Regions from separate parts of the Homo sapiens genome. Here all the other regions are linked to region 1. A link is a loop called in an ENCODE intact Hi-C map of the cell type or tissue named here. Cell type or tissue: mammary epithelial cell. All regions are shown on one strand. Each heading gives the region's core, and the rest is flanking DNA. Links, peaks and the distances in the headings are about the cores only. Region 1 overlaps STK33 (serine/threonine kinase 33). Region 2 has its middle 23 kb from the start of RIC3-DT. Region 3 has its middle 9.7 kb from the start of CASC23. Region 4 has its middle 65 kb from the start of LMO1. Region 5 overlaps LMO1 (LIM domain only 1). Region 6 overlaps TMEM9B (TMEM9 domain family member B). Region 7 overlaps LMO1 (LIM domain only 1).

The links. Peaks named below come from ENCODE experiments on the same cell type or tissue, not always from the same donor. Only the 100,000 strongest peaks of a DNase experiment are listed, where the experiment ranks them.
Region 2: it touches region 1 in a loop (13-fold over the local background); 35 of 110 quality-filtered maps call a loop at or near these places.
Region 3: it touches region 1 in a loop (22-fold over the local background); 14 of 110 quality-filtered maps call a loop at or near these places.
Region 4: a loop joins it to region 1, with 8 times the contacts of the local background. A loop is called at or near these places in 67 of 110 quality-filtered maps.
Region 5: a loop joins it to region 1, with 15 times the contacts of the local background. A loop is called at or near these places in 99 of 110 quality-filtered maps.
Region 6: it touches region 1 in a loop (11-fold over the local background); 4 of 110 quality-filtered maps call a loop at or near these places.
Region 7: it touches region 1 in a loop (8-fold over the local background); 6 of 110 quality-filtered maps call a loop at or near these places.

What each region holds. Positions count from the first base shown.
Region 1 is chr11:8,564,888-8,569,296 of GRCh38, forward strand. All of the region lies in intron 1 of STK33 (serine/threonine kinase 33), which reads right to left. Among named protein-coding and RNA genes, the nearest start is that of STK33, 27 kb to the right of the region's middle. RefSeq lists an enhancer at 2,030-2,109. In mammary epithelial cell, for the core only: a CTCF peak has its summit at 1,914 (motif pointing left); DNase peaks (open chromatin) are centred at 1,974 and 2,884; H3K27ac peaks cover 366 bases.
Region 2 is chr11:8,190,063-8,194,471 of GRCh38, forward strand. No RefSeq gene overlaps it. Among named protein-coding and RNA genes, the nearest start is that of RIC3-DT, 23 kb to the left of the region's middle. RefSeq lists enhancers at 2,540-2,834, 2,878-2,927, 3,104-3,674. In mammary epithelial cell, for the core only: a CTCF peak has its summit at 2,679 (motif pointing right); a DNase peak (open chromatin) is centred at 2,699.
Region 3 is chr11:8,004,617-8,009,025 of GRCh38, forward strand. No RefSeq gene overlaps it. Among named protein-coding and RNA genes, the nearest start is that of CASC23, 9.7 kb to the right of the region's middle. In mammary epithelial cell, for the core only: a CTCF peak has its summit at 1,950 (motif pointing right); a DNase peak (open chromatin) is centred at 1,955.
Region 4 is chr11:8,326,840-8,331,248 of GRCh38, forward strand. No RefSeq gene overlaps it. Among named protein-coding and RNA genes, the nearest start is that of LMO1, 65 kb to the left of the region's middle. RefSeq lists an enhancer at 1,963-2,257. In mammary epithelial cell, for the core only: a CTCF peak has its summit at 2,110 (motif pointing right); a DNase peak (open chromatin) is centred at 2,182.
Region 5 is chr11:8,223,261-8,227,669 of GRCh38, forward strand. It overlaps LMO1 (LIM domain only 1), which reads right to left. Exons shown (of 4, transcript NM_002315.3): 3 at 3,715-3,840; 4 at 1,049-1,461. The coding sequence ends at 1,356. Among named protein-coding and RNA genes, the nearest start is that of LMO1, 38 kb to the right of the region's middle. RefSeq lists an enhancer at 3,888-4,409. In mammary epithelial cell, for the core only: a CTCF peak has its summit at 2,490 (motif pointing right); a DNase peak (open chromatin) is centred at 471; H3K27ac peaks cover 421 bases.
Region 6 is chr11:8,958,025-8,962,433 of GRCh38, forward strand. It overlaps TMEM9B (TMEM9 domain family member B), which reads right to left. Exons shown (of 5, transcript NM_020644.3): 2 at 4,068-4,159. Among named protein-coding and RNA genes, the nearest start is that of TMEM9B, 4.2 kb to the right of the region's middle. In mammary epithelial cell, for the core only: a CTCF peak has its summit at 1,726 (motif pointing left); a DNase peak (open chromatin) is centred at 1,727; H3K27ac peaks cover 628 bases.
Region 7 is chr11:8,245,574-8,249,982 of GRCh38, forward strand. The region is part of intron 1 of LMO1 (LIM domain only 1); the gene reads right to left. Among named protein-coding and RNA genes, the nearest start is that of LMO1, 16 kb to the right of the region's middle. In mammary epithelial cell, for the core only: a CTCF peak has its summit at 1,923 (motif pointing right); no DNase peak of the experiment used is centred there.

The DNA.
Region 1 (4,409 bases), core at 297-4,296:
AAGCAGAAAGAGATCTAGGATCAAAGCTATCTTTAAAGGACTAAAAGGTCTCAGAAGCACTGCTGCCTGCAGGTGTAAAAATAAAGTGACAAAAGTACACTGACAGACCAAATTAGTGATCCCTAAACTTCCTTTTAGGTTTGCCCACTACTCTTCCTATTATGACTCTAGAAAGCCCTTGAGAGGGCATCTCCGGGAGTGTCATTTATGAGAAACCAAGCCAACAGAGAGAACACCTAGTAAGATAATTAGTGGATTTTAGAAAAGAGGAAAAAAAAATAACAAAGTAGTGAAAGTACAGGAGATGGATTCGCCACCATCTAATCAGCGCTACATGGAGGATATAGGTTTTTCACCATGATTTATAGTCAAAGGTTAAAAAACTTCACATTTTTAACAAAAATACCAACCCCCATCTCCCTGGAAGTTGTAACTCTCTGCTTTTGTTGTAATTGGGGTTTACCCATGGGGTTAATTTCCCATTGGATATAAGCCTATGGCCATCTCTACATTGCAGGCAGCATAAAACTGGGGCAAAAAAAGAAATACCTTCTGCATCCGATAACAGAGTTTCACAGCCGGAGTCATAAGCCCCGAGTTCAAATATCAGTTCTGCCATTTACAAGTTCTACGACTGAAGGCAAGTTATTGAAACTCATTCAGCCTCAGTCATCTTGTCTGTGAAAAGGGATTAGAACCTACCTCACAAGATTATGATAAGGAGAAAAAGAGATAATGTACATAAAGCTCTTAGCACAGTGCCTGGCACATAAATAAGTACACAGTAAGGGATAGGTACCATTAGAAATCATTAACTCTCACCTTCACGTTCATTTGTTCGTCTCTGCTGCCTCTGAAGACTTCTTAGGTCTTAGATGCACCTTGCTTACCTAGAACCCAAATATCCTGTCTGCTTCTGCCTATCTCTAGCTACAGGACTCCCTCGTTCCTCCACCAACAATCCCCTGGGTTAAGTTATTACCCATCCAAACTTACAAACTCTGCCGACCCATCCCTCCTGTGTAACTTCCCTCCCTGTCCTGGCCTGTTCCGCATGTTGCCATTCATTTCCAGTGTGACAAATCTGAAGTCAAGTCAGATTGTTTCAGTTAGTTTGAAGGCTGCCTAAAAGGCTTTATTTAACCTACAGAAGCCAAAATCATTATTTACATATAAATAACATCATTGGTCAACTGATTAATAACTTTATACTCAGGACCATGCTAGACTCTCCAACTATATTTAATCCTTCCAAGTTAAGACTCTAGTTAATTAATTATATTTTATCCTTCCAAAATATGACTGCATTTACAAGCAAAGAAGTTACCTCAAAATGCAGCTTCTAAATAGACCCTCAGTTTCTGCATCTTAATTCAACTCCTTGTTATCTCCAAAACGTGAGAGTTGAGAAATAAAAGCCTCTAGGCTACTTTTTAAACAATCTTAGACCCACATTGTCTTAAAATTATCAGAATATCTCTTAGTAAACACTCAATATTTTCACTATTTCATTACTCTCCAGGTATATTTTAAGTCCTTGACTAAATTAAATGAGTCAAGAAAAAGAATCTGAAGTACTAGTAACACAAAATTGGTCTAATGTTTAATGTGTGGTTCATTTAGAGGCAACAACTAAAGATCAGGGTCATTAGCCTTTCCTGTGCCAGATAGCATCTCATAGGATATCTTGACTAAATTCTGCAAACAGTCAATTGAACCAATATTGCATCTTGTAATAGTCATACATGCTTTTACTACTATAAAGATGACTTTTTATTATGTTTCCAATTCAAAATCTATTCTGCTACCCAAGTCTCTTCCACAGCATACTTCTTTAATTTAGTAAATGAAATTTTGCACTAAGAAAGCAGCAAATATTTATATTGCCAAGTGATAGACTGACCTCTAGTGGAAATTTTTTAAATTACTGAGTGAGCTTCTCAGGACTTTAATACAGTTATAACTGTCGAACCTATGACATTGTTAAAATAATGTTTAAGGCTGGGCGTGGCGGCTCATGCCTGTAATCCTAGCACTGTGGGAGGGTTTGAGACAAGCCTGGGCAACATGGTGAAACCCCAACTCTACTGAAAATACTAAAAAATTAGCTGGGGTGGTTGTGTGTGCCTGTGGTCCCAGCTACTCGGGAGGCTGAGGTGGGAGGACTGCTTGAGCCCAGGAGGTAGAGGTTGCAGTGATCCAAGATCGAGCCATTGCATTCCAGCCTGGGTGACAGAGTGAGACCCTGTCTCAAAATAATAATAATAATAACAATGTTTAAAACATTACTAATAAAATTTACTTCTTAAGTCAATTCAAGCATAGACTAGGGTTAACAGTAGAGACTCTGGTTCAGAGCTCACCTCTGCCACTTTCTAGTTATGTAACGTTTATCTGGCTCCCCATCTGTAAAATGAAAAAGTGAATATTACCTACCACATGGGGTTATCATGAAGATCAAATTAGTCAAAATATGAAACATATCTAGAACACAGTAAGGTACACAGTTCAGTGCTATAATATTATTAGTTATTACTATTTGTGGCTGCAAGAAATTATGGCTGGAGGCAAATAATAATTTCAGAGAATATAAAGAAAAACAAAAGAGTCTTTACAGGAACACATTTCTTTAGGGATTGGCTATAACAAACCAATATAGCACCAATACAGCTATTCCTCCCATTTCCCAAAATATATGAGCTATGCCTATATAAACAGAGGAACGGGGAAAATCAGAAGCACATAACTACACCTGGGTAACCTTTTGTAGGAAATACTGGGAAGTCTTTTCATTGTCCCAATATGGGCATGATGAATAACACCAGATTCTATCCTTTAAACCAAAAACAAACTAACAGCTCCAGTCCATGTGGGTCTTTCCAGGCTTTGAACTCCTTTTACATTTAGCACCTAGCTACACACTAAATTAGTCATCAGTCTCAGATTATCTGAGTCATACAATGTAGCACTTTTCTATAATTAACTTATTCTTTGGGCTTATATTACAAGATTCTGAACTTTTAAAAACAATATTCAACGGCTTCTACAGCAATATATCTGACTAATGACTAAAAAATGCCTCCCTACAAAGTTAATAATATAGTCTCCACCTCTTTTTCCAAGGAAAATCCAAATCAGCAATTATTTTCAGCTTACAGGAATGTGCATAAAATTGAAAGATGGTCTATAATTCCAAGGTACTTCCTTAGTACAAAATAATTGCCATCCAGAGAAAAATAGCTTGTTTTTATCATAAAACAATATGATCACTAAATAAAATACAGTTCTTAGTTCCTTCCATCACAGTCCTGAAGTACCCAAATTCATTTTAGTAATTCACATTTTCTATTCTGGGAACACTCCAAGTTGCAATTCAGTTATTCAATGTAAACATGAACTCATTAAAATGGCATAAAAGTTCCTCCAAAGTATTATTCATAACATTTACATGTATTTACTACAAGAGACTAAAAAGAACTGATTTATGTAACTGGGATCATAAATCGTGGATAATGAATTATATATGTAAAACCACAACTCAAAAACAATTACAAAAATGAATACCACAGTATGGTCAGACAACTTCTAGAAAGCATCAGACATATTGTAACATAATTCGCTCTGCTATTAAAAGTCATCAATAAGTGTGGTGCTATTAAAGCATGTATTTCAAGATAACAGCAAAAATTAGACGTTTGAAGTTTTTTGAAAGCTTGAGTTTATCTGGAAATATAAAAGCAAGAAAGCTATTTATTATAGTATTTGATACTTCACTAAGTACAGTTCCATAAAACTGTGGCCCTGAACATTTCCCTAATAACTGTCTAGGAAATATAATGCAGCAGAAGGAAGATTGATTCTGATACTACAGAGAAAAAGTCTTATTCCCTTACATATCCTTTGTAGACAGACCTTAATGGATTATGTGCTATATTACCTTCTTATTTTTCTTGTACTAAAGCAACATTTATATTATTAAGATTGGAACAGTAACAATTCAGTTCCACCAAAGACACTAAAGATGACAAGGAAACTATGTACCTAGGCAAAGACCTAAGGAAAAGTATGTATAGTATAAATTTCCTTTTTAGGAGTTATAAGACATAGACATTCAAATAGAATAAAGCCCAGTGCTCCCAAGGAATATTATCTGGAGAAGGTCCCCAAAATGACTTCTTAAAAACATCACAAGGCATGAATTTACCAAGGTTTATTCTATGATTCTCAATCTGGCTGCACAGTTTATAGAAATTGGCAAAGTGATACTAGCATGCATCAGTAAAGGCAAAGGTCCCAGAAAAGCCAGAACAATCTTGAAAAATAACAAAATTGGAAGACTCACACTACCTTGTTTTAAGACTCACTATCAAGCCACAGTAATCAAGACACTTTGGTATTGGTATAAGAAT
Region 2 (4,409 bases), core at 285-4,284, 370 kb before region 1:
ATATACATTGTGCATATTGTATATATACATTGTGCGTGTATTGTATATATACATTGTGCATGTATTGTATATATACATTGTGCGTGTATTGTATATATACATTGTGTGTGTATTGTATATATACATTGTGTGTGTATTGTATATATACATTGTGTATATATATAGTGTATATATATGTATGTATATATATAGTGTGTGTATATATATATTATATATATATATATTATTCCCCCCCCACACCTGCTTCCTGAGCTGGCAAATAGGGCTGGGCTGGGGCACAAGCTGCCTGAAACCATCTGAAGGGAGTAAGTGGAATCCAAGCTAATCTATAGGAAAGCCTCAAGCCAAGAACCAGAGAGATGGATTGCAAATGCCAAGACCAAAGGGGAAGAAGGAGCTTTGTGAAGGGTGTGCGTGTGTGTGTGTGTGTGTGGTGTGTGTGTTTGTGTGTGTGTGTGTGTGTGTGTGTTCCTTTTGTTCATTCTCACAGCTGCAAGATACATCTGCTTAGGCCAGCTTTTGAAATCTCAGTCTGGCCAGAACTCCAGGCCCTCCCACCCTACTTAAGTCAGTCTATAAATGCAAACTGCAACTATCTGCCAGGCCCCTCCTAGGCCTGCTGCATTTATTCCTGACTTGCTTCTTCTCAAGTGCCGTGCCCCATTAGGTTACCAATTCTTGGCTCCATCTCTTCTTCACAAATCTGTTTCTTCTCCTTTGGTCTTGGTGTTTGCAATCTGTCTCTCTGTTTTTTGGCTTGAGGCTTTCCTATAGACTATCTTAGATACTGCTTACTCCCTTCAGATGGTTTCAGGCAGCTGGTTCCCCAACCCAGCCCTACTTGCCAGCTCAGGAAGGGGCTGCGAGGAAAATGCCATCCTTGGGTTTCCCTGCAGAGCTCCACCCTCTCTCATTCCTCCTCTGTCTCACGCTTCCTCTGCCGAAGGTCAGATGCACATGCTGCACTGAGTGGGTGCCCTGCGGCCTAGGTGGCCTCAGCTTTCAGCTTGGCATATGGGAATTTTGGAGCTTGTTGGGAGGCCCCAGGGAGGATGGAGACATAGTGCTGCCACCACTGCCGTTTTCAGAGCCTCAGAACAATCTGTATCCTTGGGCCTTTTCCATAAGAGGGAGTGTGGGAATACATATGATTTATAATGTAAACAATATATACCGACAGGATGTGAATGAATAAAAGATGAGTAAATAAAAGCACAAGAATAAATAAGCATCCTGCCTTGGCCTTGCTCTGCGCAGCAAGGGATATGGTGGAAGCATCATGGCAGGACAGGGCAGCTAGTGGCTGCTGCCTCAGCCTTCCTCCTCACTGGAAGCAGCCACTCTGCCCACCCTCTGTACCCTAACCTTGAAGCCCTCCTGACTTCAGCAGATTCTACATTAGGAGCTGACCTCTTCACACTGGGGCAGTTTGGTGCACAGAAAAAGCACAGAACAGATACTAACTAGCATTTTAACTTCACACAGATCAGTATCCCTCCCTCCTGCTATCCTCCAGGCCCTGGTTTCCCAATCTGTAAGTGAAGGGATTAGACTAGATGTCCTCTAAGTCCTTCAGGAATGTCCTTTCATAGTCCATCTTATCAGAAGGGTCAGTGTGATGCACCCTATTTCTGAGCCTCAGTTTTCTCATCCATAAAGTGGAGGTTCTGATGGGAGGTCTCAAAGGGCTTGATATGGTTTGGCTGTGTCCCCACCCAAATCTTACCTTGAATTGTAATAATCCCCATGTGTCAAGGGCAGGGCCAGGTGGAGATGATTGAATCATGTGGGTGGTTCCCCCATACTGTTCTCATGGTAGTGAATAAATCTCATGAGATCCAATGGTTTTATAAATGGGAGTTCCCCAGCACAATCTCTCCTTGCCTGCTGCCATGTGAGATGTGACTTTTGTCCTCATTTGCTTTCCACCATGATTGTGAGGCCTCCCAAGCCATGCTGAACTGTGAGTCAATTAAACCTCTTTTCTTTATAAATTACCCAGGCTCAGGTATGTCCTTATTAGCAGCGTGAGAACGCACTAATACAGGGCTCTTCCACCTCTGATGCTCTGCTAGGTGGCTCTGACTTGCTACCAGAGTTTGCGGCAGAGGCATGCGCGGACACGCGCGCGCACACACACACACACGCACGCAGGCACACACACTCCTCCAGACTTCAGGGCAGCCTGGAATGGGCTTGGTTTCTGGGCCTGCAGCCCTTAGGCAGATTGGCGGCAGCACTTCCATGTAACCTTCCCTCCAGACCTCCAACGGGTTGGACCCTGTGCCCTCTCTCTCCTGGTCCGCGCATGACAGAAGGCATAGGTATCATCTCCTGTCCCAAGGGCCCACATGCCCCAAAGCCCTCCTGCTGCAGCCCTCAGGAACTGTGTGGTGAACCCCTGTTCTGTACCTGCACCTCTGTGCTTGGAACTGAATGTGCCCTCAGGAAGCAACTGTCTAAGGTGGAGAGGTGGGGAAGAGGAACCCGAGAGAGAGAAATTGGTATCCACAGGGGACGTGAGAGAGGGCATAGGGGGCCAGAGGAAGCAGAAGGCAGGCAAGCCAAGAGGAAGGCTGGGGCATCCTCTGGAACTAGCAGGAGATGGTTTTTTCTAGGGACACGACTTCTGGCTTGAGCCTGAACTTAGTGCAGCCTCTGGGTTGCTCCTCCATCCTGCCAGCAGATGGCAGTGTGTGTATGGGAACCAAGGTGAAAACTCCTGGGATCACCAGCAGACGATTCTGCAGGCTAGAGAATAGGAGGGAAATCACTGTCCTTCTTGCCAAAGAGCTGGATGATCAGATAAAGGGTCATGTATCCTCCTGAAGAATCACCCACTACCCTCATGAGCTGCTAAGGGGAGGCTTATCCAGGAGTGCTGGGGCCATGGTGTCCCTTCTTCTTCCAGTAGTCTGGTCTACCCCACCCTGCCCAGTGCTTAGGCTCCACGTGGGTCTAGGTAGGGGTCGGGATTGGCCACAGGCCCTCAGGGCACCCTCCCACTGAGAAGCCTGCCCCTGTGTAGCCAGCTCCTGCCAGCGGCGTTGCCCCAGCTCTCAGGCTGAAGCAGCTTCTGGGCAGCTCTCCCAAGTCCACTGCAGTCTGTGTCCAGGGTCCTGCGGCAAGGATTGGGTCATGTGGGCTCTGAGCCTGTTCCCAGTGGCCCCTACAGCTCAGCCTCACTGACTTAGTCCTGTTCTCAAGGCAAAACCCCATATGTCCACTACAGTGTCCTGAAGAGGGGACCCAGAGCAGCAAACAGCCTGGGCTCCACCATCCCTGGTCTTGGGCTGGCCCCCTAGCCTGAAATGAGAGCTTCCACAGACACCAACTAGCTCTGTCCTGCCTGGGATTCAGGATGCCTGGTTTGGACTGAATCACCAGCACTATTGCAGCAGACAGGACCCCAGACGCTATGGCGACCCCGGCCTGGGCAGAGATGCTGTAGCATCTGCTGCCTTCAGCACAGTCACCAGGCACTGCTCCTCAGGAGGCCTGCAGATGCCCTTTCTTCTTCAGCAGCCTAATAGGGCCTGGGCTGTGGAGTCAGACATGGCTTCTTGTCTCCACTCCACTAGTTACCATCTGCGTGGCTCAGAGCTAATGATTTCTTCTGTGAGCCCCAGTTTCCTCTTCTGTAAAATGAAAGTTTTAATGGTACCTCCATCATAAGATGGTGGGAGTGTTGGCCAAGCCCCAGTGGATGGAAGCTGCTCTGGTTTTGGTGGACACTGCCTGAGAAATACTCTCAGTAGGGGGGAAAGGAAAGGTTAGTGACTGGATTTAAGGCTTGACTGAGCTCAGACTCCTTATTCTAGAGCAGGTCTCAGGCCAGCTGAGGCCAAATCTCTGGGACTACAGCTGAGGAAAAAGAACGCTTTCCACCTGCACTGCCAAGATGGGAAACAGAAGGCTGATCGTGGTGGGTGTCCCATATTGATAATTTTCTGGGGGCCTCTGGGGTCACTGGTATCCTGTGGTATCTGGGTTTGGGCTCTGTCATTGGCTCTGAGCTGAGCTCTGGGCTCCAGGCTCTGGGCTTGGGTTGGGTTGGTCCAAAGAGAATGTTGAAGATTATATTATTTAAGGGAATCACAGTGAGTTCAGCTTGTTAAGTACAGGGTTTGGCACACGATCACTGATCAAAACAGAATGAATGAATGCACACTATTTTTCACTGACCGCAGTTTTCCTAATAGACCCTCTCTGCTGGCTGGGGCCCTTTTCAAATAGGAAGGAGACAGGAATTAAGGGTTCCAATTCTTACACTTTCTGCTTTCTGCTTTGGTCAGCCTCTGTGACTTTGGGTCCTCATTTACAAATGAGACAGGGTAATCTCTATAGGGTCTTCCAGCTCTGGGATGACTGGGTCCTAAAGGGAGAGGGTTAGCAAGGCCTGAGAGCAG
Region 3 (4,409 bases), core at 253-4,252, 560 kb before region 1:
CTGTTGCTAAATTGGTCTGCTGGAGGACTGCACTATATTCTGACCACCTCTGTAAGGGACAAGGGATATGTATGACCTTACAATGACTTTGGTGTGCTCTCTATTAGGGCCAGACAGGGAGGGCAAACCAGCTCACAAAAATCTCAGTCTCCTTTTTTGAACAATGATATTTTTATTGTTATGAGTAACATTTATCTTTAAGGATTGGAAAATATAGAAAAAAGAGAAAGAAAAAAATAGAAATAATTCAAATTTGCCCTCAACGATCATTATTGTTAACATGTTGTGCCAATCCCTTTTCTCTACAAACAACTTTTTTTAAAACAGTGTTTTGAATTTTCTATTTTGGCTTTTTTTAAACTAAACATTTTAGAATGATTATTATCCAGGTCATTAAATCTTCAAAAACCTTATTTTAAATAGTTTTATAGGTTCCTGTTATACGGGTAAACTATGATTTACTTAAGTGATTTTTTAGTGTTGGGCATATGGGTTCTTTCTGATTTTGTGCTAATAGATATCTTCCATGGTCGACAACTGTGTGCAGACATAAATGTCTGAGTTTCTGCTTCTTTAGGTCAATCTCTCTTCCCTGCTGTGTGTCATACTTTGTGTCCTGGGAAGCCCATGTCGTGCTGCTCAACTTCTGGGTTTGAAGGAGACCATCAGGAAAATGCACCTGTGGCTCTGCATGCCCCCTTTCCACAGGATTCAGACACTACGGACGGAGGGCATGGGAAACTGAGAAGGGACCAGAGACAATATTATTCCACTTTTTGCCCTCCAAGGCCCATACCATAAACCTCCCCAACTCCTCCATTGCCCAAGCCAGAGCCCTCATGAAAATGAACTCAATCAAATTAACTTTTGAAGAGTAAACGAGATTCTAGGGACGTGGGAACCTGATCGCACTTCCTTTTTCCCACCCACAATCTATGGCCACTCCTGAGCCTGTGGGCTGCTTGAAGGCAAGTGAGGCCTTGACCTCTGCTGGAATCCTAAGAGAGAGAATTATTTAGAGTCTCATGGGTCAGGAGAGTCCTGGGAGGCCAGTACAGAGGGTTTCTAGCAAGGACCAGAAAGCTATAAAGCTGGGAAGAATGTGGCCCACAGAGATCTTTGGACCCATGAAGGGAAGCAAGTGTGGGGGTCTTGCTGGATTCTTGCTCTGGCAAGAAGGATTGAACAGGTAAACTGAGTCTTCCCTGCCCTGACACAGGACAGTGTAATGAGACAAGGGCTTCAGCAGGGCACTGGTGTCTTACCTGGTTCTGCCCCATCCATCCCAGATAGACTATTTCCCCTCCCAGCACCCACAGAGCTGCCAACAACAGCCAGACTCAACCCCAACAAGCTTCACTCCACTCTCCTTAGAACATCGAGGAATCAGTTCTTACTGAAAGTTTACTTGGTGCAGCCTATAACTGTGACTTCAGGTTCTGAGCATATCTGATGAAGAAATTAGCATTTTCCCCACATACTAGATATAGTCAGCATTTCCAGGAGTGTTCAAAGAGAACCCAGGTTGTTTAAGATAGAAATCTAATTGCCAGCACTGACTTGCTTCTCGTTGCAGAGTCTAGGAATCCATGCATGCTCAGTAATGCAAGTACTTGCAAGCTGACAAAATTCCATTTGTTTGTCCCCCTTATTCCCCTTATCACCAGCGAAGTCTCCCAGAAGGCAAGCAGTTGCCTATGGCGATGATCTAAGCTGTGAATTAGATGTTTGTCCCACAATAGTTTGTCTGATCCATCTTGTCTGTCAGTCCTGTGAAGGTATTTTCTGTCTCATTAGGGTCTTCCAGTACTTTGCTTAAGTTTTGTCCCATGATGATGGTCATCAATTTTATAATGGTCTCTGTCCCACAATGTTGGTCCCAACTATAACAGGCCACCAGTCTCAGGAGCATTGCTCTATGCCAGAGGCTTTCTGAGTCATGGCCACTAGAGGACACCCTTACACCACTTAAAGGCCAAAGGTTGCCAGTGGCATTCCCTTAGTTCCTGAGCTGTTTTCTGAGGGCCTGCCCAGAGAAAGCACCTTCTGCTTTGGAGAGGTCAGGATGGTGCCAAAAAAGTGACCAAAGCTTTTGGAGCTGCTTCCCTTGGCCACCTTTGAGCCACAGAGTGATGAAACCAAACCATCTTCCTCTATCCCCACCCCCAAAATCACTCCAAATAAACACATAGTATTTCTAAACTTGGTTTGATAACACAGTTTCAAGTAAATCTATGGCCCACTCCCCTTCCAATCAGATTATAATCTGCAAACCCCTCTATACAGAAATTCTGGAGCTGCTGTTGCCCAGGAGAAACCCTAGCTCAGGACCTGACAACCAAAATGAGGTTCCTGGAGCTTTCCTTCCAGGGAAAGGGTGATGCTTATAAGAGAACCTGGACTTTCCACATGGTACTAGAGTTCTGGACAGGAAAGTGAGGGACTCTTGCCAAATTCTGGAGGTTAGAGAAGTGAGAGGTACAAGATAGGATCCTGTCCAATGGTCCCAGTAAAATTGCTTTGTTGATTGGAAGTGCAAGGGATAGACAGAGGTAATGGTTAGCTGACAATGGGAGCCCCAGATTTAGATATAAAAATTCAGCTGGAGGGAGGACATAGTTTGGGTCCCCTTGCAACAGAACATGTGGCAAAGACTTGGGGAAAAATAGTTTACGTGTGAGGTGATCTGCATTTGATTCCTATGGTTACCATAATAAGTACAACAGTTCACCCTTATCCATGCGGGATACATTCCAAGACCCCCAGTGGATACCTGAAGCCATGGATGGTATCGAACTCTATATATACTGTGTTTTTTCATAAACATACATACCTATGATAAAGTTTAATTTATAAATTAGGCACAGTAAGACATTAACAACAATAACTAATATAAAACAGAACAATTATAACAATATACTGTAATAAAAGTTATGTGGATGTAGTGTCTCTCTTTCTCCCCCCCCCCCAGCCTCTCAAAATAACTGTACTGTACTGCATGTAACTGAAACTGCAGAAAGCAAAACCATGGATAAAACCATGAATAAGAGGGGGCTGTTGTATCATAAATTTGGTGGCTTAAGACAACAGAAATCTATTTTTTCAGTCTTGGAGGCTAGAAGTCTGAGATCAAGGAACGGTCTTTGATACTGCCCCCAAAGCCTTTATTTTTTTTTATTTTATCTATTTATTTTTTTGAGATGGAGTTTCACTCTTGTTGCCCAGGCTGGAGTGCAATGGCACAATCTCAGCTCACCACAACCTCTGCCTCCTGGGTTCAAGCGATTCTCCTGGCTCAGCCTCCTGAGTAGCTGGGATTACAGGCATGTGTCACCATGCCTGGCTAATTTCTTGTGTTTTTAGTAGGGATGGGGTTTCTCCATGTTGGTCAGGCTGGTCTCAAACTCCCAACCTCAGGTGATCCGCCCGCCTCAGCCTCCCAAAGTGCTGGGATTATAGGCATGAGCCACCGCGCCCAGCCAGGACTTCAACATATCTTTTAAGGGGGACAAAACTAACCCATAATATGATCTTAGAAGTAAAAGCAAATGGAGACTAGGATGGGAAGAACTTAATGCAACTGAAGGTATCAAGCTGGTTATTTCTGCAGCAACAGGGACTCAGTCCCACTGAGGAACCTCCAAGGAGCCATGTGACATACCCCTCAGAATTCTCCCACTGAGGGACTGGAAGGCTGGGGAATTTAGCCTGTTACCCCACTGGCTGAAGAATTCTCCTGGGAGGCTGGCTAACTTCCTCATATTTAGAGGCTACAACTACAGTAGGGCTGCATCCTTCCCTAGCTAATTAAGAGAGATTGAGGTGCGATGTGAGCCCTGCGTGTGGGGCTGTCCACCGCCACAGTGCTGAAATCAAGGAGGCACCCCCAGTGTTAGAGAGGGTACCCCCCTTACACTGCTCAGATCTGCTCCTCCCCCACAGCAAGTCCACACTATCACTGACTCTTTTAGAGTGTGGACTCTTTACGAGTATGCAAGCTCTTAAAAAAAGAAAAGGGACTTTCAGGAGTAGAATTAGTGGAATAAACTATAGTCGCCTGTGGCAGCTGGTCCTCAGCCACAATTAATATTCATCATCTCCCCGCTCCCCCTCCAACCCACCAATTCCAGATTTCTTTCATGCCTGGTCAACACTAAAGTTGGTCTGGGCTGCTCTTCCTGAGGGCCTGGGCCCTTGACTGTCTTGCCACTACCCTACTTTGTTGGCTGTGGTTGGCTATGCACCATTATCCCTCAGCATGAAGGCACCAAAAGACACTCCAGCGACCAAGTTTCAGATGAATCCTCCCTGCCTCATTATGCAACAGCCACTTTAGCTTCTCAGAATGGGGGTTGATTGCCAGCTCCAATATGGTAACTTTTCTTATCTGATGGTCCACTCGCAGGAGG
Region 4 (4,409 bases), core at 247-4,246, 240 kb before region 1:
CCAGTCGCGGCTCCAGAGTCACAGCACCTGGTCCAGTAGCCACTTGCTACCTCTGTTCACCAGCTGTGTTCTGATGCATTTGGTTGTTATCTGATGTTTAAATCCTCACGGGAAACAAAGTTTGGTCCTTTTGGAAAGTCTTAAATAGAAAGCAGTTTAAAACCAGCAACAACAACTACTGGAGGTTAGTGAAGGGATAACCTGTAGTTTTCCAAGTCAAATGGTGTTCATAGTGAATCCAGAACAGATCAGTGAGGAGGCAGAAATGGAGGGCCTGTTTCTATGTGGCTCTGTTCACTACGACAGGTGGGGACAGGCCAGGACTCAGCTGAGCCAGGCACTTGTGGAACGAAGTGGGAACTTTTTCTCTCAGTCAAAAAAGTTACCAGGTACACCTGGGGGCGTCTGCAAATGGGAGGGACAATGAGTAAGTCAGAGTGCCGTGTCCCCCATGCTGGCCACACACAGCAGGTGCTCAGTAAATGTTTTCAGTAATATTGTTTTATTTGGGAACTTTTTTCCTAGAGAAAGAAAAAATAAAACCTGAGGTGTCTGCATACCTTGGGTCCCCTGGACCCTGGTCGGATCCCAAGATGTAAAGACAAGGACCCAGGCCCCTCTTCCCCTTCCCATCTTCCCGAAGGCCTGAGAAGGACTTTGTTGCTTTGGTCCCAAAGGAAAGAAGCCAGGGAAGGCTTCTACTTGCAGAAAGGATGACTAGAAGGGTACGGATCTCAGGCTAAGGCCCATTCACTCTCTAATCCTAACTGGCCACTCTTTTTGGGAACTCTCAGAGAAGTTGGTTGTAAACTTTCTGAGAAAGAGAGTGGGGCCATAGCTGACCACCAGCTGGACCAGCCCTCCTGGCCTTAGCAGCTGTCCTCAGCGGCACTTGGATGGGCTTGGCTCTGCCTCCAATCCCTTGCCAACCCAGGACACGACAGCACATTCGGCTCACTGGAGCCACTGATAAAGGAGGCTACTTGGGAGGAACCAATCCAGGGACCACAAACTAGAGGCTTGGCTTCCTAGTGCTGGGCAGCTGCTCTCTGGCAGAATTCTAGGGGTTCCCCCAACCCCTGAGATGACTCAGAATGTGGGGAAAGGGAAGGGGAGTGGCAAATAAAGACACTTACCCCAAGCTGTTATCTGCTTTGCATAATGGGCTTATACAAAAGATTTGTTTTGAAAAAGGGTTTGGCCACTTTTTAAAACCTGCAAGTCATTAGTCTAGGAGTGGCAATCCTCACTGCATTGTGTAAGCTGGTTAATAACCCATAGGGGATTCCACATGTGTGTGAGGGGGTAGGGGTTGTATGCATTTTGTGAAAGAGTCTCAGGCGGTTCTCATATGCCCTGTTTGAGAACCAGTAGCCTAGTGGTTCAGAGAAGGCTGAGCTGGACAGGTACCAAGGACAGGACAAACATGCCCTTTCTGTCTGCCCACACTATCTTCCTGTGACTGATCTGTGGGCTCAGAGGCCTGCCTGCATGTCTTGGGTTTACATGAGGTGCTGTCCTGGTGGCCCGGGCGAGGCTTTCCTAGGATTACAGGTGCAGCATGTCCAGGCTGGGAAGGGGTGGTTGGAACCGTCCCCTGTCCCTCAGGCATGCCACTCAGAGGCTAAAGGAGAAGAAGAGAGCTCTCTGCAACCCCAAGAGGACAGGGAGTCCTCTCAGCATGGCTGGGGCCACAGAGATGCCTCTGAAAGACAGGGAAGTGGGGTCCCTGGAGAGGGTGACGCCACTCCTCGTATTTCTCATCTCCCCTTCCATCCACATTCTCAGTGCTTTGTGATTTGGAACTGACAAGAAGGGGATCCCTGAGACAAAGGGAGGATGAGGGGCTGCCCTGGAGGAGGCTGTGTCCAAGGTTGGTGCCAGGCCCTTCCTAGAGCCTATCGGCCTCACCTGCCCCTCACCACCCGCAGTCCCTTTTCCCCATATCTTCTTCCTAGGCTGGGCCTAGGTGTGCCCCCCACCCCCTCCCCATCCTCTCTGCTCACTCCTGGCCTGGCACAAGTCTTCCTTCCCTGTTCTGCCCCTGTTCCTGTGTGGCTCTGCCCACCTGCCCAGGGTGAGCCTGTGCCAGAAGCCCAGGTCCTCTAGGGGGCGGCAGAGAGAGCACAGGCTGAGCAGCCGATGATTCATTTGTGTCCCTGAATTGGGACAATCCAATGGCCTCTCCGGGCCTCCGTTTTTACACTTGCTTGTGGGGGAGGTGACTCACCGGCCTCTCCCTGTCAGAGGCACTGCTGCAGCTGAGCCGCTGCAGAGAACCTAAGCGGGAGGTGGGAAGGACTGTAGGAGGGTGAGCAGTGGCAAAGCCTGGCCAGGCAAGTGTGCTGGGGACAGCCACTGTTCAGCACCCCCACCCCAGGACGGCAGACCAGCGGCTACAGCCAGGCCAGGACGGCATGCTGGTGTCCGGTGGCCTGGGTCCTAGCCCTGGGCACTTGGTCACTGAGAACCAGGCAGCACTCTGTGCCAGGAGGAGCCCAGCACCCCGGGGGCCTCGAGTGCCCACTCGAGAACTGCCTCTCTTCCCTCCACCCCTGCCTGCATTTTCTCAGCTCTGTCTGACTTTAGGGCTAATAGATTTGGGATTTCTCTTTGTAAAGAAATACAACCCCAGCGCACAGGGGCCGGGAGGTCCCCAGCCCATCCAGGTTCCCAGAATCTTACATCCTCTTTGCCTCTCCCCTGGGGAGGGTTGGAGTTTGGGTCCAGGGGAGGTAGCTGGCCCTGCCCTGGAGCGCTAGGAAGTCAAGGAGGCTGGAGGGCCTGGCCTCTGCCATGCTACACCAGGAGGCCCAGAGGGGTTTATTTGGATTTTTTTTAATTATCATTTTTCACTTTTTTTCTCCTCATGAAAAAATTTTAATACACACAGTAAATTAAGCCTGGAAAAAGGGAGGGGGGCACATTTCATCTTTAATCTATTTACTTCTGAATATTTAACATACAATTCTGGCACCAATCACCAAATTTAACTGGAAAATTACTCACTAATCTGTTTGCTTATTTGGAATAATTGGGTCGGCTGCCAGCGCGAGGATTTCCCCCCCCCCCAGTTTAATATCTCAGTTAGTAGTCCAATTTCAGCTTGGCGGCATAATTACTCTGACAGAGCTGTAGCCACGGGGCCTGTGAGTGGGGCTGCTTTTAAACCGTAAATTATGAAGGATTAGCATTTATGAATTTTAAATCAGGGCTGGGGTAGGAGACACTAAAGCTGCTTAACGCTGGGGAACAGCAGCCTCCACTCAGTAGCAGAAGCCGTAACCCTTCCGCTCCCAGGACGGGCCATAGGACGTGGGAACCCGAGACGCAGGAAGTGGTGACCTGTGGGACACGGAGCCCTAGGAGTTCGGATCACGAGGGACATGGGGAGTGGGGGATGGGAGAGAGCACTGAAGCACTGATGAAGCCCCTGGGGGCTAGAAGCCTGGGGTGATGTGGACGTGGAGCAGGTGCTTTGGCTTCTCTCCTGGTCTGTGGGCTACAGTTTCCCTCTGGGAAGCAGCAGGGTCGTTGCCCGGAGCAAGCTTCGAGTGGCAACCCAGAAGTGAGGAGGTCAATCCCCGCAGCCCCCTGCCTCCTGCCTCCACCCTCCCACCTCCCACAGGTTGGGTCTCTACTTCTCTTAAGAATCCCCATCTGCAGCTGCTAAAGTTTGCATTCTTTCTTTCTTTTTTTTTTTTTCTTTCTTAAGAATCCCCATCTGGCCGTGAGCCAGACTGACCCAGTGCCCTCCAGCTCCGAGTGTGACTTCCTGGCGTGCCCTGCTCTGCCGAGCTGGAGAAGGGCCACCATCGGTGCTCTCTCGGGTATGTGATCTAAGTTCTCACCTTCCTTCCCACTCTTCCTCCGTCCCTCCTCCCCACCCGCCCCTCTCTGGCACCATGGCATCATGGACCCTGTAAAACCAGATAGAGCCGACTTGAAATCTGGCTGTGCTCCTTATTAGCGGGGTGACCTTGGGCAAGTTACTTAACCTTTCTCAGTCTCCATCATAGTTCAGTTCAATGAAGACAGTAATTCCTACCCTGCAGGGCTACTGGGAGACTTCCGTGAAATACCGTGGGCGAAGTGCCAGGCACAGTGCTTGGCACACGGCAGGTGTTTACTGGGTCAGCCCCATGCTCTTTGGAGTCTTCCCCAAACCTGAGTCAATGCCCTGTGTCCACTGCCCTCTCTCTGTCCTCCATTCCCCCATCTCTCACAGAGCATGGGACACTTCAGCGTATGGCCTCAAGACCCAACAGGTTCTCCAGGACTGGCCCCTATCAGGAGAATCCCTCTGTCTAGGAATCTGCACCTCAGCCTGACCTTATTGGGAGTGGGAGCTGGTACCAAGGTTGGATGCTGGGCACTAGTAGCCACTAGATATAGGTCTAGGACATCTG
Region 5 (4,409 bases), core at 218-4,217, 340 kb before region 1:
CCAAGACAGCATCCCTGCTGCCTTGAGTAAATCTAGCTCGGCGGGGGAGGTGGAAAACGCCCTGGTGTCTGCCTGTCTGCTGCAGTTCTGGCTGGAGCTGAGTGATGGGGCTTGACCACCTCCACCTCTCCTGCCTGTCTCTGCCTACACACTTGTCTACTTGTGTGTCCATCCTTCCTGCCTGCAGCACATGTCTGTCTGACCGTATGTCCATTGACTTGTCCATCTATGACTTTCTTAAGTCATCACAAATGGCCTTGTGTCCCCCAGAGGGAACTGGCCTGTCCCAGGTCTCCGCATAGCATTCCGTCCTCACAATGATGTGCTTTGTTTTCCTGGCTTTCCCCGCAACATGGCTTCTGCTTTCCATCCCCACAGCAAGCTCCCCAAGGGCAGGGACGGTGTCTGATCTATGATTCATCCTCACATCTGATTTGCTCCAGGACACCCCCGGTTGCAGCATGGGATTGAGACACAGAGTCTATTGAGGTTTGCTGACTGAATAAATGGATGCCTCCAGACTGCATGGGCTGAGTCGAAAGGAAACAGGATTTTTCTTGCTCACTCAGAAGAGCAGAAAGCTGGGCCCCAGCTGCTGGGCAGAGACAACAAGTGCTGTCTGTCACCCTAAAAGGGAAGAGAGGTTTCAGCATGGTGCTCCCATGGCAGAGGACACAAGATTTGTGGTCCTACTGGGGAAAAGGTCAGAGCTGGGTCCCCATCTGTGCAGTCAGTCTGGGGTCTCAACAGAGGGGATGGAACACAGGGTAGGGAAGGCTTCATCTTGCCCCTCTTCTTAGGGACCTACTCAGGGCCAGAGTGTGTGCTCTCCCAGAGGGAAGATACCCCAGGTCTCACCTCTGGCTGGGGCTGGAGGCTCTGAGTTGTCTCCTTCCTCCCAGCTTCTTCCCCTAAAGCCAGCCTTTTGCTCCCCTGCCCAGCAACAGCACATGCTGGAGGCCCCTACCCTGCTCTGTGCCCTGCCCTTGAGAGGCAGAGGGGAGGGGCCCCAGGTCTGTGTCAGTCATGTGAACAACGCAGAGTAACCTCCCGGAAACATTCATAAGTTTAATCCACGCCAGTAATAAAATCGCATTACATTTCTCATAAAATAAATGTTCCCATTTATATACAGAAGACAGACTGTACAGGCCCGGCCTGGCCCCAGGAGGGGTCACACACAGACGGGCGGTGGTGGAGGAGGAAGGGCCATCCCTCCCATCGAGGACGGAGAAGTTCTAATGTGGCAGGAGAGCGGCTGGCCAGCCTGCACTGGTAGAGTGGCTGGCTGGCCGGCCAGGCAGGTGGGCAGGCGGGCAGATGGACAGACGGGCCTGGAGGCCAGGCGCCGGGCGTTACTGAACTTGGGATTCAAAGGTGCCATTGAGCTGCCCTTCCTCATAGTCCATCTGACACAAGATCATGTTGTTCTTCAGGAAGAATTTGTCTCCCACACAAAATCTAGAAAATCCAAGCGAGAGAGAGAAGCCATGGGAAGGTCCCAGTGGGTAAGGGGGGGGCTGCAGACAGAAGCCGGCCTGGCCTATGAGGTGAGCTATGTGGGAGGTGGTGGGGGGAGTTTGTTCCTTGAACCTTCCAGAGGGAACTGCCAAAAGTCCCCACAGCACACCTGGGCAATTCCCCCAGGCCAGCCCCAACCTTGGCCAGGCCCTGTAGCCTGAGGTGGTAGGACAGACAGACAGTTGGGCCACAGGCTTCCATAGTCAGGTCTCCTGTGTTGGTGAGTGTAGGGTTAGGGGGGTTGGTGGAGAGGTGCAGGAACAGCCTACCCCAGTCCCAGAGAGGGAGAAAGGGAAAGCACAAACAGAAAAAGACCAAGTGGGGAGACAGATGGAGAAAGGCAGAGATGGGGCCGGGTGTGGTGGCTCACACCTGTAATCCCAACACTTTGGGAGGCTGAGGTGGGTGGATCACGAAGTCAGGAGTTTAAGACCAGCCTGGCCAAGGTGGTGAAACCCCATCTCTACTAAAAATACAAAAAAATTTAGCTGGTGGGCATCTGTAATCCCATCTACTCGGGAGGCTGAGGCAGAGGATTGCTTGAACCCAGGAGGCGGAAGTTGCAGTGAGCCGAGATCACGCCACCACACTCCAACCTGGGCGACAGAGTAAGACTCCATCTCAAAAAAAAAAAAAAAAAAAAAAAAAAAAGGCAGAGATGGGTAAGGAAGGAGGGATAAAATGGTTGTTTTTTCCATCCGTCTATCCCTCTCCCCAATTTAAGAGGATGGCTCAGTACAGGGCATTCTTCCTCTAAACAAAATTGATAAGTTACCTAGAGCATCCTTCTAGGAGGTAACCCCGTTCCACTATCTCCTCTCCTACCGAAGGAAGGCCCTTCATTGGTCTCCTAGTCCTCCCCAAGTAAGGGAAGATTCCGGTCCTTTCCCTAAAGATGTCCCCAGGGTGGGTGAAGCCTTTAGTGAGACCCCAAGATCGCTGGCCTAGTTCCAGCAGATCCCAGTTCAACCACCAGGTGGCGCTGTAAGTTCACTGAGCCCTCCTAACAGCAGGTCCGGCCAGAGCCCCCAGCCAGACCAGCGTTCCCTGTAGGTCCCTCTGAACCTCACTTCAGGGAGCACTTGTATGCGTTCCTACCTGACCTGGGGGCTCCTGAGAAGAGCGCCTGCCTTCTGGTGCTAGGCCCCAGCCAGGGCTGAAGGGCTCTGGCTCCTTAGGTCCCCAGGGACTCCCACAGGGCTAGGGCACAGAGTTGGGGCCAAGAGACCAGAAAATAGGCTGGGCTGGAACCAGAATCACAAGGGCTGGGTGAGGAGAGAGTGGCCACTCCCTGAGGGGACTTTGCCCTCCAGATTTGGGAACCCCTTCTCACTGGAACATACATGCACACACATGCACATACTATACACTGGGTACGGGGGTGGGAGGATACGTTATCCCATGCACATGCACGTTTCAAACACGTATACAGGCTGGGCGCGGTGGCTCACACCTGTAATCCCAGCAATCTGGGAGGCTGAGGTGGGCAGATAACCTGAGATCAGGAGTTCAAGACCAGCCTGGCCAACATGGTGAAACCCCGTCTCTACTAAAAATATAAAAATAAAAATAAAAATAAAAATTAGCCAGGCGTGGTGGCACACGCCTGTAGTCCCAGCTACTTGGGAGGTTGAGGCAGGAGAATCACTTGAACCCGGGAGGCAGAGGTTGCCGTGAGCCAAGATTGTGAGATCACACCACTGCACCCCAGCCTGGGCAACAGAGTGAGACTATCTCAAAAAATAAAATATGTATACACACATGCATACTCACCTCATCATGCATGCACGTTGCACATACACATACACCCCCAGACATTTAAAAACACATGTACAAATGCATATTAATTCCATCATGCACATGTGCCCACTTGTACATTTCCAAATACACATGCATGCACATGCACACTCAACTATGCATACACAGTAAACTCATGCACGCCTTCATTATATTCACACAGAAATGTGCCACACAGATGTGCACACCCAATATTAAAGTGCACACATTTGGCTACCGAGCTTACACACACATAAAACACATAAAGCACATGCACGCTCATAACCTGCACGCACCACCACATACACACACGCAACCCGCATTTGCGTGCACGCCTCCGCCGTGCTCCTGGCCCATCCCAGCAGGCCTCAGGCTGGCGTCTGGGGAGTGTGTTGGGTCGGCCAGTCCAGCACTGACCTCTGGTTGCAGAGCTGGCAGGCGAAGCAGTCGAGGTGATACACGTTGTCCCGGGCCCGCATCACCATCTCGAAGGCTGGGATCAGCTTGCTGCAAGCAGCACAGTTCCCTGTGGTGCCAAAGAGCCTGCCGAGGGAAGGGCGCAGAGGACTCAGCAGCATTCTGGGAAGCTGGGTGGGCAGGGGGAAAGGAGTTGCCTCCATCCAGGGTCCTTCCCATACTCCAACTTGTGGGCTCAGCAGGTGGGCTCAGGCAATAGGATAAGAGCACTGAGGGCAGCATCTAGATTCTGCCCAGAGATCAGGCTGCCAATAAATCAGCACATCCCCTTCCAGGGAGGGTGTGTAGGGGGTCAGGAGTTGGCTGCCACTGCCCATCCCAAGGCCCCCTCCCAGGCTCCCACAAGGGTCCTCAAGCCCTGGAGCCACCAAGAGAATCCTAGGCTGGGCCCTGAGCAAGCCTGAATTTCAGGGGCAGACTGAATCTTGGGTTGTGTGCCCTCAGGCAAGTCAGTGAGTCTCTCTGAGCCTCATTTACCTCATCTGTAAAACAAAGCCTGAAACACACCCTTTATGGGGTAGTTGTGAAACCTGTTGTAAATTCTCAGTCACAACTCACTAAGCAACCACCTAGGTAGTGTTCACTATGTGTCAGCCACTAATCTAAGAGCTTTACAAAGATAAACGCTTAATCCT
Region 6 (4,409 bases), core at 116-4,115, 390 kb after region 1:
GGTGCATGCCTGTAATCCCAGCTACTCAGGAGGCTGAGACTTGAGAATCGCTTGAACCTGGGAGGTGGAGGTTACGGTCAGCCGAGATCGTGCCATTGCACTCCAGCCTGGGCAATGACAGCGAAACTCCGTCTCAAAAAAAAAAAAAAAAAAAAAGGCCGGGTGTGGTGGCTCACGCCTGTAATCTCAGCACTTTGGGAGGCCGAGGCGGTTGGATCATGAGGTCAGGAGTTCAAGACCTGCCTGACCAACAGGGTGAAACCCCATTTCTACTAAAAATACAAAAAATTATCTGGGCATGGTGGCACATGCCTGTAATCCCAGCTACTCAGGAGGCTGAGGCAGGAGAATCACTTGAACCTGGGAGGCAGAGGTTGTAGTGAGCCGAGATCGCGCCATTGCACTCAGCCTGGGCAACAGAGTGAGACTCTGTCTCAAAAAAAAAAAAGTTAATTTCTAGAAATTCATATTTTCATGTTCTGTTCCCTCTAAACTGTGGCATTAGAAAAAATAACCAAAACGGTATATGATAGAAGTTGTTAGGTTATTCTTTTTTTTTTTTTTTGAGACAGAGTTTCACTCTTGTTGCCCAGGCTGGAGTGCAATGGTGTGATCTTCCTCAACACAACCTCTTCCTCCAGGGTTCAAGTGATTCTCCTGCCTCAGCCTCCCTAGTAGCTGGGATTACAGGCATGCGCTACCATGCCCGACTAATTTTGTATTTTTAGTAGAGATGGGGTTTTTCCATGTTGGTCAGGCTGGTCTCAAACTCCCAACTTCAGGTGATGTGCCTGCCTCGGCCTCCCAAAGTGCTGGCATTACAGGCATGAGTCACCGCACCCGGCCCAGGTTATTCTTAACAGGTAATTTAATTTTAACAAAGGTAGTAATGAAAAATTAAATTTCCACTGATGGTATTTCAAATACGGGTAAGGCCCCACAACTCTCACCATAAAAGTGTGTGATATCTGTTCCAAATATACAGAAGACCAGGCATGTACCCAACTGGATGCAGGCACAAAATGGGCAGAGGGAACTATATCCCATAACAGGTGTTATCTATCTGAGGATCAGAGAGCTCATCTAGCCTCAGGCTTAGAGAAGGTCACAGAGTAAAATCATATTTGAAAAAGGATCAGGCCACGCATGGTGGCTTATCCCTATAATCCCAGAGTTTTAGGAGGCCAACATGTGAGGATCACTTGAAGCCAACTTGAGACCAGCCTGGGCAACATAGTGAGACCCAGTGTCGACAAAAATAAAAATTAGCCAGGTTGATGGTACACACCTGTAGTCCCAGCTACACAGGAGGCTGAGGCTGGAGGACCACTGGAGCCTAGGAGATCAAGGCTGCAATGAGCTATGATCGTGCCACTGCACTCTAGCAATAAAAAAAACAGAAAGGACCAGAATCCAGGACTCCTGCTTCCTACGTCAGTTCTTTACCTCTGAACCTCGGGAAAATGAAACTGATCTATTTAGTTTCCTACTTCAGCTTCAGAAGCTTTGGCAACAATACCTAAGAATGACTTGGGAATTTTAAGTGCTAAGTAAGTATTGAGTATTTCTTTTGAAGGATATATTTTAATAACAAAAAGATACTTGAGTGCTGTGCAAAAGTTGTGCCCAGCTGGAGAGAAAGCAGGAAGGTTGATTTTGGCTGACCAGTCATTACAAACAGAGCTAGACCTAGTCAGAGGTTAACCACTTAAGGAACTAGGCAACACCTCCCCCTAGTGCCAAAAGTAACACATCATTAGCTTTAAATCACCCCAAACACAAACTAGAGCACTCCAACTACTCTTAAGTTTTAAGTCAGCCAGCATAAGTCAATGAAGACTTAAAGATAAAAACTGGACAAAATGAAAGGCCCAGAAAACAAAAGGTAAAACTATATCTAGGCCCTCACAGATACTGGAGGCCTCGTAAAGCCATAATTCTGGTGAATCATAACTTGCCTGCCCCGTAAAGTCAGTTAAAATTTTTCAGTGCCAGCTGGGAACTTATCCCTAGAAAAATGCTAAGCTGCAGAAAAGAAACAAGGGAGAGTGGGAGAGAGGGAAGAAAAACCCCAAGCAAGCCTTATTCTCAACTGTTTATTTTCTTTGTTTCTGTTTTTTTTTTTTTTTTTTTTTTGAGACAGAGTCATGCTCTGTCACCCAGGTTAGAGGGCAGTGGCACAATCTCAGCTCACTGCAACCTCTACCTCTGCGGCTCAAGCGATTCTCTACCTTAGCCTTCCGAGTAGCTGGAATTACAGGCGTGTGCCACCATGCCCAGCTAATTTTTATATTTTTAGTAGAGTCGGGGTTTCACCATGTTGGCCAGGCTGTTCTTGAACTCCTGGCCTCAAGTGATCCACCTGCCTTGGCCTCCCAAAGTGCTGGGATTACAGGTGTGAGCCACCATGTCCTGCCTCAACTGTTTTCAAAGCCAAAGCTATTTTTACTAATAACCAGGGGTTAATGACATATGGTCCTGTCTGAGTCTGAAATAATGAAAAGTTAGTGAAAAGATTAGTGCTAACCACTTGAATAGTGAGTTCATTTGCTACTCAAAAGACAGGCATTGCATTTCATTACTGATAACAGAATAAACTGTAAGCACTGAATAAATTTGGAAAATTTATAGAAGTAACATAAAGATTTATTTGAACATTCTTTTTTTTTTTTTTTGAGCTAGGGTCTCGCTCTGTCACCCAGGCTGGAGTGCAGTGGCGCGATCTCGGCTCACTGCAAGCTCTGCCTCCCGGGTTCAAGCGATTCTCCTGCCTCGGCCTCCCGAGTGGCTGGGATTACAGGCACCCGCCACCAAGCCCGGCTAATTTTTTTTGTATTTTTAGTAGAGACAGGGTTTCACTCTGTTGGCCAGGCTGGTCTCGAACTCCTGACCTCAGGTGATCCGCCTGCCTCAGCCTCCCAGAGTGCTGGGATTACAGGCGTGAGCCACCGTGCCCGGCCTGAACATTCTTGTATCATATAAAGTAACTTCCTGATATAAAACCTTTAAGAATATGGCCAAATCGCTTGGTTAATATGACACCACTTACAGTGGAACATAGAGGTTCACAAGAAGTTCTCAAGAACACACTTAACAAATATGAGACTGAACCTAAATGCGTATCAGGGAAGAACAGACAGTGGCATCAGAGAAACTAAACATACTCAAAGGCTGCCTTTTCTTTTTTAAAGTCAGGTTGGAATACTGTTAACTGAATGAATTTAATCTTGCTTTCTAACTCTTTGATGGCTATTTAGCTATGAAATCAGATACACGTGAAAGCTCCTACCATTTGGAACTATTTTTCCTAAATTCCTATCCCATCCATCTTCCACCGTGGTTACAAACCATAAAACATCACAATTCTATGGGAAGGAACACATTCATCCTGCTGTAATACAACTGCATCCCAACTGCTTCATGGCACACGTAGAAAAAGCTATTTGTCAGGTCTGCTGGGATAAGCAGAGAAGGCTGCTGGTGGCTAGTCAGTCAGGATCCCCCAGTCATCACAGGCCTGCCTGACTGCCCAAGGACTGAACAGGTCAATATCTTGGCACAACTGTAACTTCTTCATTTACACCAAATGGGAAACTCTGACTACATAGCTCATTTCCACTTCTTCTTGAGCCTTCTGACACTTTTAAACATAGCTTCCCATACTTGGCAATACATCATCAAAACCTACAAGTTGTAAAAATTATAACCCAGACAAACGAGGCTTGCTAACCTTCCACTGAAAAGCAAGAGGGAGAAAGGTCCCTCACCAAAACTTGAGGGAGTACAGCAAGATAGCTATGGGTAGTTTAGGTGCCACAAACCCAGTCATATGCTCCCATGAAACTCTGCCTACATGGGTCTTAGTGTTTTGGCTGTATACCTTTAGGCCTGCAGGCATCATGCACGTAGGGCCTCACTCTCACTTTTTCAAATGGAAGTAGAATTTCACATTTTTGCTTCAAATGAAATACTTAAAAAGAAAACTATGCATTTGATGAACATTCTGGGATAACACTGACAACCACAGAAACAAATGTGACAGGTAATTCAGTAATCCAGATACTTACCAATCTTTCTGAGATATGTTCTTATTATAAATATGCCCAGAATTTTCTTTATAGGGAGGGCAGATACATTTACATCTGACATCCTCGAAATTCTGTAACCAAAATGGAAACAGTATAGTGCGTTGACAGTTTATCATCAATATTTTTAAAAACTGTACCATATACATTTTGCCAAGCATCCTCTTTAGAATACCAAGTATTCTAAAATCATTCATTTAAAACTTTAACAGACACAGTTTTTAAAAGCCACAGTCCTTTATGGTAATGCCAATGAATCATTATATATTACATGTAGTTATTTTGAAATAATACCTAATACATGATCTAAGACTTATTAACCAT
Region 7 (4,409 bases), core at 230-4,229, 320 kb before region 1:
AGGCAAAAGATTTATCCAAAGTGCCAATGAACCCCAGGATCTCACTGGGGAAGTACCAGGCTAAGGGCAGCCTCCCTTCCGGAAGTTCGGACAACCAAGGATGGCTTCTCTCCTAAACACTCATGTACTATTCATTTGAATTTAAAAACAAATATCCCCAAACACAGAGTTTTCATATGACTCAGTGTGTTAATCTTTCTTGTGTTGCTATAAAGACATAGCTGAGGCTGGGTAATTTGTAAAGAAAAGAGGTTTAACTGGCTCACAGTTCTGTAGGTTGTACAAGCATGGTTCCAGCCTCTGCTCCTGGTGAGTCCTCAGGAAGCTTCCAATCATGACAGAAGAGGAAGGGGAAAAAGCAAGTCACATGGTGAGACTGGGAGCAAGGGAGATGGGGGAGGTGCCACACTCTTTTAAACAACAAGATTTTGAGTGAACTGAACAAGAACTCACTCATCACCAAGCGGATAGTGCTAAGCCATTCATGAGGGAGCCATCCCCGTGATCCAATCACCTCCCACCTGTCCCCACCTGCAACACTGGGAATCTCATTTCAACATGAGATTTGGAGGGGACAAACATCGAAACCATATCACCCAGCAACTCCCCTCCTAAGTATATCCCCAAGAAAAATGAAAATATAGGTCTTAACAAAAATTTGTACATGAACGTTCCTAGCAGCATTACTCACAACAGCCAAAAAACAGAAACAACCCAAATGTCCATCAATTGACAAACGAATAAATAAAACATGGTATATACATACAATGGAATATGATTTGGCCACAAAAAGAAATGAAGTACTGACATATGCTACATCATGAAGGAACCTTGCAAACATTATGCCAAGAAAGAAGGCAGATACAATAACCACATATTGCATGATTCCATTTATATGAAATGTCCAGAATAGGCAAAGCTATACAGACAGAAAGTAGTTTAGTGGTTGCCAGGGAGGGAGGAATGGGGAGTGACTGCTAATGGGCTGAAGGTTCTTTTTGAGGTGATAAAAATGTTTTTCAATTAGATAATGGTGATGACTGCATAACTCTGTGAATATACCAAAAACCACTAAAGTATCTATTTTAAAAAGGTTAATTTTGTGGTATGCAAATGATAAATCAATAAAGCTATTATAAAACAAAACAAACAAAAACAAATAAATATTCCTTTGAGAACAGGAGAAACCAGTTCATAAAATATTCAGTCCTGGGGTCAGCATAGCGGGGGAAATAACCTGTGGCAGCTAGAAGCTGCCAGGTGGGGGGACCTGGGAGGCCCCATGGCCAGCCTCACAGGGGGCAGGCCCTGGTCACCTCATCCCCCTGCTGGGATGAAAGGGATGAAAGGGCTCCAGAGCACCCCCTTACCTCCTTCCCCAGACCCCCACATCCAGAAATCTGACTCCATCCACTTTTCCAGCCCTGCTCCCCAGGAAACTCAAACCTTACTGGATCCATCACTCTCCTTGGCCCATCTGCTTCCACAACTGCATTCTCATTTTGTCTTCCCAGGTCTCTCTTTGTTGAAATTTCTGCATCCTTCAAGGACTATGCCCTACCTGCAAACTGAGCATGCCCATGGCAGGGGGGTCCCTCTTTCAGGACCTTGAGCTTGTCCTACCTTGGACACCACGAGTACATAACAGTATGTGCATAATGCTACATGCATAATGAATAGCATCATAGTAAGGACTCCCCCAGGCAGGGTTGGGTAAGGGATGCTGCCCTCTCCCAGGGCCTGTGAGCCCCACCTGGCACAGGGATGTGCCAGCTTAGATCCAGTCCACGAGGGTAGGAAGGAAAGCAACGAGGCTGCCTTTGAAGGGGGAGAGCACCATGCCCAGACTAGGGACAGCACCCTTTGTAGCTAATCTGAGAGGACAACCCAAAAAGATGAAGCATCCTGGCCAGCAGGGGGAGCTGGGGCCACACTGGGGCAGGGGCATTTGCCTGCCCCAGAGTTGGGAATGAGCAGGGATAGACTGAGAGTAGTCACAGCGGCTCAGGCCTCATCTCCGCAGAGGCGACCAGCCTCCAATCCTCCCACAATGGAGAGAGCCCTATGGAGGGGACAGGACAGGTCTGGTCACTTGAAAGGACTATCTGGGCCTTGAAGCAAGTGGACACATGCTCGTTTTCTAGTCATTAGGTCAGTTCCCTGAGTCTACATGGATTCAACATGAAATGCTGTCTTGGGAAGCTGCCCCTTAGGGAAACTACCCTTGGAACTTCTCTAAATTTCTCCCCCAAAGTTCTATGAGGCCCAGGGATGAGAAGACTTCTCAAGGTAAGGGGTGGCAGGAGTACATGTTGCAAGTACCTTCCCTTTATGTAGCCACTGTGTTCTCACCAACACCTCCTCGGGTGGGCACAGTGCTGCCTGGCTGGCAAAACACATGAAAACATTTTCTGTCATTTGAGTTCTGTGCAGGGGGCAGGGAGGATGTTCTGGGTCTTAACTTACGTGACCAGGGCTCAGAAAAGTTAAGTGGTTTGCCCAATAACACACAGCAGTGGGTGGTAGAGCAAGATTGCCCGTGATCTCACAGTCAGAGGACCACAGTCCATGCTTGTTACCTCCCAAGTCAAAAGACAGCTACCCCTGCAGCAAGCGGTCAGGCCCTCATGCCGCTGCCGTCAATTTCAAAGAATTCTAAAGATTTCACATCTGCATGTATCTGAGCTGGTGCTCTTGGGGGTTCTCTCTCCTTGGAAGAGTGAGTCCGAAGCCTTTGCCATGGAAGGGAGGGCAGGATTCCTGGTAGTATGGACCACAGGGAGAAGAGTGTGTGCCCTTGAGACAGCATGGAGTGGGCTGGTGGGTCTCCAGGCCCTGGGCAGCCAGGCAGGAGTGGTGCCCATGCACCACATAGACACCTGAGTCTACAGACAGACCACTATACAGACCTCTCCCCTGAGGGACAGCTCATTGCAGAGGCAAGACCTTAGGCATAGTTCCCAGACTCCACAGAGGTGCTCTGCAGCCTCAGACAAGTTCTGCTCTTCTCTGGACTGATCTTAGTTGAATATAACTGGGGGTGGACTGGAGTAGAAATAGGTAAGGGTAGGGAGACCGTGAGCCACGCCTCTTTCCCAGAATCAGCAGCTTTCATGAAAGCCATTCGGGAGAAAGAACACTGGCCCAGAGTGGGAGGGCCAAGAAACACTTTACAGACAGATCAGAGGAGGTCAGAGGAGTCAGGGACTGATCCATGGGTGGCTGGATAGGTCTAGACTTGCTGCCTCCCAGTCCTACTGTCCTCCTACCTGCCTCAGGCCCACAGTCTTTGGCTCCCTCCCTCAGAGCCTAGAAAGCCAGGATTGTGGTCCAGTCTTGACAGCAGCAGAGGGGGAAGTGAAGGGTCAGGGAAGCCTTCAGGCCAAAGCTGGGCTGGGCAAGCAAGGGCCTCAGGGACAAAGCTGGGCAAGGACAGGCTTGCAGCCAGGGGCTCTGGTCTACCTTCCCTGGAGCTCAACTCCAGCTCTGGCCACAAGTTCAAGCCCTGCTACGGGGAGCTGAGCAGCTCCAGCCAGGATCTTGACCACCAGTAGACCTCAGATGAGCTCCCATTCCCAAGGCCACAGCTTCAGCACAGTTTCTCTCCTAGACCTCAACTGCCTCCTCTGACCAACCCAGACCCTCACCTGCCTCACCCTGCACAGACCCAGACTGCGAGCTCTGGACGAAACTGAAGGGAGGCAGACAGGAGTGTGGGGCCGTCTGAAGCCAGAGGGATGAGGAGAGGTCCATCTATAAAGCTGAAAAAGAACCCCTCCCTCCCCATCATATGCTGCTTTCTCTGCCTCTAGTTTTATCCCCTCCCATTTGCTCTCCACAGAGTAAACCAAATGGTCTTAATAAAATGTAAATTTGAGCATGAGTCTTGCTTCTACCTAAAGCCATTCAAAGGTGTCTCGTTGTACACATGGACATAAAGATGGGAACAACAGACACTGATGCGTGATAGGATCTGTCATACCCCGAACCTCAGCATCATGCAGTATGCCCATGTAACATGTAACAAACCTGCACATGTGCCCCAAGGATGTGGAGAAACTGGAACTCCTACCCACGGCCTGCAAGGCTCTGCACAATGTAGCGCTGCCAACCCTGACCACCCTGCAGCCTCACTGATGATGCCCCAAGCTCCAGTCACAATGGCCTCTGCAGTCTTGAACTTGGGGTTCCTTGTCCTCTCTCTGAGACAAAGGAATCCTTATGATTCTCTCCAATCCTCTCCTGACCTCCTTCACCTGTAAACTCATTCATTCATTATCCGCTCAACAAATATTTACTAAGCATCTACCAGCAGGGGCTAGCCCTTAACATCTACATTTTGATAAAAATTATACCAAAACTGAGGATTTTTCATCAAGAAAGTAACTCTTAATGAGCTTCATTAAGTC